Regions from separate parts of the Homo sapiens genome. Here region 2 is linked to region 1. A link is a contact called in ENCODE Hi-C data. All regions are on one chromosome and are shown on one strand. The core of a region is the stretch at or near the end of the contact, and the rest is flanking DNA. Distances in the headings are between cores, read along the strand shown.

Region 1 (4,772 bases), core at 2,273-4,772:
GATGTACACCAATCCCAAAATTCTAGTTAGACTAAAAGCTTATGAAAAATACCAAGTGCCTGAAAGATAGGTAGTCACAATTAGGAGTCAGGACCCTGAGCCCAAATAGGGAAACAGATTTAACATTACATTAAATAAACCAACCTGCCTAGATTTCAAGACATACGTCTCCTATCAAAATGGGCTCTGTATGAAATAGTATTACATAGGCCGGGCGTGATGGCGCACACCTGTAATCTCAGTACTTTGGGAGGCCAAGGCGGGCGGATCATGAGGAGGTCAGGATTTCAAGACCAGCCTGGCCAACATGGTGAAACCCCATCTCTACTAAAAATGCAAAAATTAGCTGGGTGTGGTGGCTCACACCTGTAATCCCAGCTGCTAGGGAGGCTGATACAGGAGAATCACTTGAACCCAGGAGGCAGAGGTTGCAGTGCTGAGATCATGTTGCTGCACTCCAGCCTGGGTAACAGAGTGAGACTCCATCTTAAAAAAAAAAAAAAAAAGAAATAGTATTATATAGTTCCAAGGGACTATCATTAAGCCATGATGTGTGTACCTAAAATTAGTATTTATTGATTTACCTATGCTGAATATAAACTCTTAACTGTTGGGATTTCATCTGGTGTGTTAACCATTATGACCCTAGGGCTTATGCTCTATGTTTTTTTAGTAAGGGTCCAAGGAACTAAATAACTTGAAGAGTAATTCTGGATTCCTAGGTTTCCAAAACTTCAGACTTCAAGGAGAGTGTGGACAACTAAGCAGCAGGATAAATAATTCACACTTTCTACCTTCTCTTGATGTAGATCACATTTGTACCTTATTTTCTATTGCTGCATAGCAAATCATCTCAGTAACAATCATTTATTTTATGCACAAATACTGCAATTTGGTCAACACTCACTAGGGACTGCTGATCTGTGCTGTGTGCTTTCACTGGGGTGGTTCAGCTAGGGCTACGGGATCTGTTTCTAAGATGGCCCACTCAGTGCCTGTTCATGGGCTTCCTTACAGCATAGCAAAAAAGCTCTAGGAGCAAGTGTTCTCAGAGGCAGGAAGCAGATGCTGCCTGTCTCTTAAGGCCTGGCCCAGAAACCGGCTCAGTCACTTCACTGTATTCTACAGGTTTAAACTGACACACAGCCCAACCAGACTGAAAGGGAGGGGACACAGATCCTCACTTCTTAGTGGGAGGAGTGTCAGAATGTGTGGCCGTAATTTAAATCCGGCACATGTTTCACAAGCAGACAAATAAGTAACATCAAGTAGCCTTGCCCACCCCCCAGTTCCTGCTCCCCAGATGAAACCACCTTCAGCAATTTAATTTCTCTAGTATTTACCTCCATGTTTCTACCTAACATGCTTATGCTCTGATTTCTTGGTTTTTCACTTCCAGACACTACATATTCTGAAAAGGTGAAAAAATTATTCACCTCTTCAGTCCAAGTAATATATTTTGACTACAGTTAACTTTTTTGCTGGAATTTTTTCATTTGCTTAACTTTTTCTAGACTTAGTCTTCCCATACCTTCCAACTGTGGGACATGATGAGGTTTCTCTTCAAATAGCCTGATCAATCCTTTATTCTTTAATTCACAGTGCCCCCCTCTTCCCTTTTTCTCCTCTTTCCTTTCTGCCTTTGTTACATGCCTAGACAGGCCACAGTACCAGGCGTTATCAGTACCAGCTCGTATTCCTTATCCGAAGAGAAGACTAGCTCTCTAGCTCATTACAGACAGCCCTTCCCCCTTTCCCCTCTCTCTTACGTGCCCACCTTATCTAAAGAAAGTTAAAATGTTTAGCCAACTGTGGTTATTTTAGATTGTGAGGCCCAACTCCGGCCAATGGAGAAAGGGTACAGGGGCAGGGTTTGTGTCAGGGATAAAGGTTCTCGTGCCCCTTTGTTCTGGTGTGCTCTCATGGTGACTGGCCAAGGAGAAGCACCCCTCTGCGCAGAAGTAAAATTGCTTTGCTGAAAATCCTTTGTTTGAATGTTCAATTTCCTTAGGATTTTGAGCATTATTTCCAACACAACAGTACTATTAATATAAATGTTTCTCAATCAAATTTTTAAATAATTAGACTTGGCCTACCTCACCTTTGTCCAGGAGCCCTCTGTCTGGCTCTATCTGGGCTCTCTGGATAGGTGACAAAAATGAACTGAACAAGGTGGCAACGTGAGGAATGTGAAAACTTCAAACACATTCCAAATACTTTCAGTTAATTAACAAGATTTGCAGCTATTAAATTATGTACGTTATGTGAGTATAGTCAGAACACTGAGTTACCCATGATGGAGGACATGAAACCACTTTAATCCTTCACACAGGGCCAAGACGGTAAGTAAAGTTAAATATATGCTGAACAGACTATCAAAATGTTCCTAAACTTAATAAGAAACTGCATTCTACCTATTCTAGGCCAGATAAATTTTTTATATCCCTCTAACGGATACAATAGGCAGCTACGGAACTACTCCCAATTTGGCAAGATCCAGAATTTCCTTTAGAGGCTCTGGGGCCAAAGCCCGAGGCCTACTGCCCTTTGCAAGGCTCCAGATTTTAACCAGCAGATCAGTAAGGTACCAAGCCGACTCATAGCAATGATAATAAGTATGCAGGCCGGGTGCAGTGGCTCATGCCTGTAATCCCAACAGTTAAGGAGGCTAAGGCAAGCAGATCGCTTGAGCCCACGAGTTTGACAGCAGCCTAGGCAACATAGCAAGACCCCGTTGCTACAGAAAATACAAAAATTAGCCGGGCGTGGTGGCGCTAGCCTGTAGTCCCAGCTACTTGGCCAGGGATGAGGTGCGAGGATCATCTGATCCGGGGAGGTTGAGGCTGCAGTGAGCCATGACCGTGCCACTGCACTCCAGCCTGGGCGACAGAATGAGACCGCTTCTCAAAAAAAGAAAAAAAAATCGTTTGTGCAATGTTTTCATTACCGGAAACATTTTAAGTAAAATACAATAAAACTTTTAAATCTGGTTGTCAGACCCTTCCTTCCCTTTTGTTATTATCGTTTCACGTAGCCATTTATGATAGGAGAAGCGGCTTTGGGGTCGGCGGCTCAGGGCCCAAAAGTATAATTATTAAAGCCACCTCTCCGGAAGTTGCTGTTTGTCGTTATCAATTTAGGTACGAAGTGTCCAGTCAGATAAATACTGACAAAAGCAAACAAGATGAAGAACATGAGCCCCGACCTCGGCGCCCCTTCCCAGTGGGCCGTCACCTACCCGGAGGTGCCCACAACCCGAGTGAGACCTCGGTCTACACTACTGCAACGGATACAAGCAGCACGCACAGCGCCGCCCTCAGCGCTGGTTCGTTTTCCACGTGGAGGCGCAAAACCAGCAAGCACCACTGTCGCACCATCCGAGCCAGTGGGCGCAATCATGTCCGGCGCGACCAATCGGCGCCTGGCTTGTTGGCAGGTGTCAGGCAGCGCGCACTGATTGGCCGGTGCGGAGCCTGTCTCCTTCACTGGATCCCGCATTTTCAGCGCGTTGCATCACCTCCGTGCGCCCGGTTGCAGCGTGGACGCCGGATGAGTTGCTTTTAGGCTTGCTGGCCCGCGGGGCTGTCCAGGCACGCGAGGCCCCTCAGGTACGCCCTCTCTTCCCTGCAGGATCCGGCCCTCAAAGACGAGGGTCACGCACGCGTTACAACCCCGAAACAGTAGCACAAGATTTAATTTTTAAAAGAGCGTGTTTCTTCGGGGCTTGCCGTTCGTTCGTTTCCAGCCTCAGGAATTTATGGTCGCCTTTTTGAATGAGGTAGTGTTTGAAATGAGTAAAATCTTTTTAAAATGATATACATAGTATAAATTGATATAGCTGTGACTTTATGTATAGGCAATACGTATTTTTATATGTCTTAATTTATTACCTTCAATGGCTGCGAGATACTTATTTTATTGATGTACCGTAATTTACTTCAGTCACCATGAATATTTAGATTGTTTTCAGTTATTTGCCTGGAGAAACAATTATTCGGTGAATGTCATTGTATACACATTTTGTACATTTGCATGAGTATACCTGTGGAGTCTATGTTAATAGGATATAACTAAATTGAGGAAACGTTTGAGACGGTCCCACTTTCAGGTTACATTTGACTTAATAGATTATGAAGACCTGAGAATAAAAGGAGAAACAGAAATGGATTTAGAGGAGAATGAAAAGGGGGAACAGAAATAGGCTTATAGGTAGGATCCACATGACTTGATGATTAATTGGTTGTGTGTATCTTCTGAGTAGTGTCAGGGGTGACTCAAAAATGTCATGCCTAAGTAATGGGAAGAATATTGGAACCACTAATACAGTAGTTTAAAAGGGAAGCAATTCTGGAAGGAATTATGAAATTTTAAACAAAACATGGTTTTAGTGTGCGTTTCTAAAATATATTGAGGCAAAATAATATGAAGTAATGTGAATAATATGTAGTTAATATCAGGGAGGGTGGTCTCGAAATTGCTGAACGGGAAGTTGAGGTTAAGGTGACCTGAAGGAGTTGTGGAGCAGCGAAGAGTCAAGGGCCTGGATTATAATAAGAGGGAAGCAAAGGGGATGGCATCCCTCTGCACAACAAGGTTGTTGTGCAAGGTTAACCTGCTCTGTCCCTGCCCTGTGGTTGCTGGATGCTGTTGTGCATGGACAGCTCTCCAGTGGATTCGATGGGCCATAGCAATCCTGTGATTTATGCATGGAGGCTGCTTCTCCTCAGCAGCTGCCATAGCCCGGTCGCTGGTACATGATTCTTCCTGAATAG
Region 2 (4,601 bases), core at 897-3,396, 4.1 Mb before region 1:
GTTGGATTTTGCTCAACCCCTAATTCGAGTGTCCATGATGGATAGATCACTTTTTTCTTTACACTACTTGTCAAGTATAAAACAGATGGATAACATTTCCCTTCCAACTGATTCAGAAAAATATGTTTTTTGGTATTAAACTGTAAAAACAAAATGTATGTTTACTAAATTAGGTGAAAGTAGGGCTGAACTTTCAACTTTCTAGATCAACCATTACAATATGAAATTTGCCCCTAAACCCTGAAAGTTTTGGAATATGAGAAACGGGACCGAGAAATGTGTGAGTCCCATTTTTCAGCCTTTTCCTCCTTTTGCTCAGCAGACACTGAATATAATCCACAGGCAGTACAGACTTATTCTTCCAAAGGATTTATTATGTAATCTTGTACAAGCCTCAACTTTTCTCATTTATAAAATGGGAAAAATATCTTCCTTACCCAATTGTTGAGTGAACTGTGAAACATCCATATGTATTATTGTGTATCAGTACATATATGCTATTTTTGTAGTAGGCCTCCAGAAAATGGAGGCTATATACTGTTTCATTTCTTAAAAGGATACTTTCACTTGGTTCAAAGTTCAAAAGATAGTTATATATTGTATTTCTTGAAATCTTTTCACTTCTGTTCCCAGCCACACAATTTCCCTCCATGATCCATGTTTCTTTTGCATCTTGCCAGATATTTTATGTACGTCTAAAAGTAAAAACGTATTTTCCCCACTTTAACAATTTTACATAAAATCACACTATTGCTTGTTTTGCCTTTTAAAATAAAAATACATTTTTGAAATTGTTCATATCAGTACAGTTTCCTTTATTTGTTTTTAAACAATTGTGGCTTAATTTAGTCATAGCTGTGCATTTGTGTGTCTTTCACAGAGAGAAAAGCTATTCAGCTTAGTTATCTGTTATTATACAGTCGTGTTCTAACTTAATTACCAATCCTAACCCTTAACCAATGGATATTCATTCATCCATTCAGCAAATATTTATTGAGCCCCTACCGCGAATCAGGCGGTGCCTGGGAATCTGTATTCCCAAGAACAAAACGCAGCTCCCCAGGCCACATCTAGCGGGTAGGAAGCCGGGCAACCCCTCCGCCCGGTCCTTCCTCTGCAGCCTGCGAGCCCCACCCGGGCCGCGGTCGGCGCCAGCCAGGCGGGGCTGGGGCGGGGCGGGCAGAGGACGTTGGGGCTCCGCGCGTCCCGGCGCGAGTACTAGGACGCGGCCGGGGCAGGTGGGGGCCGAGCAAAGTAGGGCGCTGCCCCGACTCCCGGAGCAGCCGCTCGGTAGAGCGGGGTCGCCGGGGTGGGGAGATCCCCGAGGCAACTTCGGGGCATCAGTCCAGGGTGAGAGTGTCTACTCTCGCCCGGCTCTTGTGGCCTCCGCGCCGCGAGCGGCCCGCAGGGACTTCGGAGGCCACTTCCTGGACTCTCCCCTTTCCACAGATGGGGAACCGGAGGCCCACAATCGGCCCGGAGGAGTCAGGGCGGTGCTGACAGGGCTGGTTCACAGAGCGTGCAACAGCTGAGCAGACGGAACTCGATTAAGAAACCAGGCACGCCGGGTGCCCATCAGGACCTCGGGCAGCAGAGACTCCAGCCGCCGGGCGGGTGGTGGGACCGAGGGCGGGGCGGGCGGCGGGGCCCCAGCCCTTTAAACTCCCTGCGCGCGGGAACCGCGGCCCAACAACCAACGGCGGGCGGGGCCGAGCGGGGCGCGCGCCTCCACCGCCCAACGATCACCACCCCCCCCGACCCCGCCCCGCCGCTGTCCAATCAGCCGCCCTCTTGCCGCCCTCCCCGCCGCCCTTGTCTCCCTGGCCCGGACTAACCACGCGGAGGGACGGCGGGGCGGGGCGGCAGGCGGGTGTGTCCGGGCGAGTGGAGACGCCGCGCGCTCCACTGGAGTTTCGAACGCTGTTGGCCCTCCAGACAGAAAAAAATATAAGAGCGGCGGCCAATGGCGAGGTGGGAAGGACCCGCGCGCAGACCCGGCCCCGCCCCGGCCGGCTGGAAAGAAGGCCAGGCCTGGCCATTGGCTCGCGCCGCCTGTCACTCGCCGGTGCGGCCAGCGGGCAGCGGCCTCGCGGTGACTGGTTCCGCCCAGGCGCGAAATGTAACGCGGGAAAAGCCGGGGCAGGCACCGCGGCGGCAGGTTGTTATTTTTGGGGGCTCAGCGCCGCGCGTCCTGCTTTCCTGTCACCGCAAGGGCCGGGCCGCCCGCTGCTTCCCACCCCTGCAGCCTGCGCTGCGGAGTACAAAGAGCGGAGGGCGCGCTTGACCTGGGGCTGGGGTCCAGCCCTGCCCGCCGGTGCCGTCTGCTCAACTAGTTAGGTGGCTGCTGCGCAGGATTCCGGGAAACGTCAGTCTGCCATGAGCCGGCAGGACTGAGCCTGCGACTCGGAGCAGAGCGAGTGAGGGGCAGAGCGGTGCTCAGGAGTGCGGCCCGGGGCCGCCGGAGCTGGGGGTCGGGCCGGGCGATGATCCGGGGCTTCGAGGCGCCCATGGCGGAGAACCCGCCGCCGCCGCCGCCGCCCGTCATCTTCTGCCACGACTCCCCGAAGCGGGTGCTGGTGTCGGTCATCAGGACGACCCCGATCAAGCCAACGTGCGGCGGTGGAGGGGAGCCGGAGCCGCCGCCGCCGCTCATCCCCACCAGCCCCGGCTTCAGCGACTTCATGGTGTACCCGTGGCGCTGGGGCGAGAACGCACACAACGTGACGCTCAGCCCTGGGGCCGCGGGGGCCGCCGCCTCGGCCGCCCTGCCTGCAGCCGCAGCCGCCGAGCACTCGGGGCTTCGTGGCCGGGGCGCGCCCCCGCCCGCCGCCTCGGCCTCCGCCGCCGCCTCGGGAGGTGAGGACGAGGAGGAAGCGAGCAGCCCAGACAGCGGCCACCTCAAGGTGAGCGGCGCGGGCGGGCGGGCGGGCGGGACGTGGGGCAGCCGGGGCCCGTTAACGGTGCGGCGGGCGGGGCGGAGTTGAAAACGCGAGGTCGATCCGGCTACGGCGGGGGCTGCGGCTGACAGGATGCTGACGTCACTGCCGCGCGCCAAAAACCGGCCCCAGTCGGGGGGGGCCTGTCACGTGACAGGCGGGAGCGGCGCGGGAGACCGTCCTTGCGGCAGGTGCAGTGGGCGGGAGCGCGGCCCGGGGTCGCTGGGGAGGCCGGGTCAACGGCCACTGACATCCTCCCGGCGGGCTGCCGAGTCCTCAGTTCCGAGAGGAAACGAGAGGGATGAGGGCCTTGAGTTGTTCCACCGACTGCGAGAGGGCAGGGAGCGCACAGTGTTTGCTCCATTACTGCAGATCGCCCTCGCCCTGTTAAAAGATGCCCTGCAGAGACAGCCGAAGAGCAAGAAAGGACTTCTGGGCCTGTTCTGCGGCTGAAGTTGTGCCTTCGCTGCCTTTCATTTATCCAGCATACTACTTGCTAGGTGTTGAGAGCACATAGTGGAATGGGACGCTAAAATTGCTTGCAGTCTCCGACTGCTTAAAGCTGGGAAGGTCGTTACCACTGGTTCAAACCTATTTTACAGATCAGGCAGCTGGGGCTTACAGTGATTAGTGAGGCGACCTTCCCACGATGGCACAGCTCAGTAGTGGAAGAGCGGGGACTAGGTCGAGGTTTTGTGGCTTTTAGTCCTGCATGTGTTTGGGGTGACTTTCTGCTGACTTATACTGAACTCTGTAGACTGTAAGCTCCAGGTGAGCCAGGAGTATTTCTATCTAGAAGACTATATGACTTTACTACCTTACATTCTGTAAATGCTCAATAAAGGTGCTCAAAAAATATTTGTGTAATGAATGAATGGTGCTAACAGAAGGGTAATATCCAGGTTCCATTTGTTAAGTGGCTGTATAAGATAAGCAATTTGCAAGAGATAACAAGTAAATCACATAGTGGATAACTGCATCTGTATCAGCACATAATGTATAAGTTGAAACGAGTTTGATCATTTTACATGCAGTCACAAGGATGTTGAAACTACATTGTTTGGGTTTTGAGGAAATTGATATATTTTATGTGGCATTATTATTAAATAATTATAAGGTTATAAAACTATAGGTTTTTATACACTTCAGCTCTTGAAACTGCACCTCAGTAAACATTTGAAAGAACAGAACCTGGGCCGGGTGCGGTGGCTCACGCCTGTAATCCCAGAACTTTGCGAGGCAGAGGCGGGCGGATCACGAGGTCAGGAGATCAAGACCATCCTGGCTAACACGGTGAAACCCCGTCTTTACTCAAAATACAAAAAATTAGCCGGGCTTGGTGGTGGGCGCCTGTAGTCCCAGCTACTCGGGAGGCTGAGGTAGGAGAATGGCGTGAAGCGGGAGGCGGAGCTTGCAGGGAACTGAAATCAGGCCACTGCGCTCCAGCCTGTGCAAAAGAGCGAGAATCCGTCTCAAAAAAAAAAAAAAAAAACAACAAAAAAAAAAACCATAACAGAGCCTGGTGAGGTGGCTCATGCCTGTGATCCCTTCAGGAGGCTGAGGCTGGGGAATCACTTGAGACCAGGAGTTCAAGACCAGCCTGGGCAACATAGACCGCATCTGGCGGCCTGCACCTATATACGTAGCTACATGGGAGGCTGAGGC

Evidence for each region. Hi-C counts contacts between places; a loop is a spot of excess contacts on that map. Pooled maps may share reads with other maps.
Region 2: a loop to region 1 is called in a map of B cell, with 15 times the contacts of the local background. The contact joins the promoter of ZNF367 here to the promoter of IARS1 in region 1. A Hi-C loop is called at or near these places in 2 of 168 maps with a recorded cell type or tissue (B cell and CD4-positive, alpha-beta T cell) and 7 of 50 pooled maps.

Annotation. Positions count from the first base shown.
Region 1 is chr9:92,292,447-92,297,218 of GRCh38, reverse strand. It overlaps IARS1 (isoleucyl-tRNA synthetase 1), which reads left to right and starts at 3,522. Exons shown (of 34, transcript NM_002161.6): 1 at 3,522-3,608. MIR3651 (microRNA 3651) reads left to right here and starts at 4,672; the gene lies at 4,672-4,761. SNORA84 (small nucleolar RNA, H/ACA box 84) reads left to right here and starts at 4,626; the gene lies at 4,626-4,758. RefSeq lists an enhancer at 3,091-3,140.
Region 2 is chr9:96,415,915-96,420,515 of GRCh38, reverse strand. ZNF367 (zinc finger protein 367) reads left to right here and starts at 2,146. Exons shown (of 5, transcript NM_153695.4): 1 at 2,146-2,903. The coding sequence starts at 2,484. RefSeq lists enhancers at 1-281, 798-1,331, 1,332-1,865, 3,340-3,579 and silencers at 1,000-1,269, 1,530-2,189, 2,300-2,439, 2,740-2,979.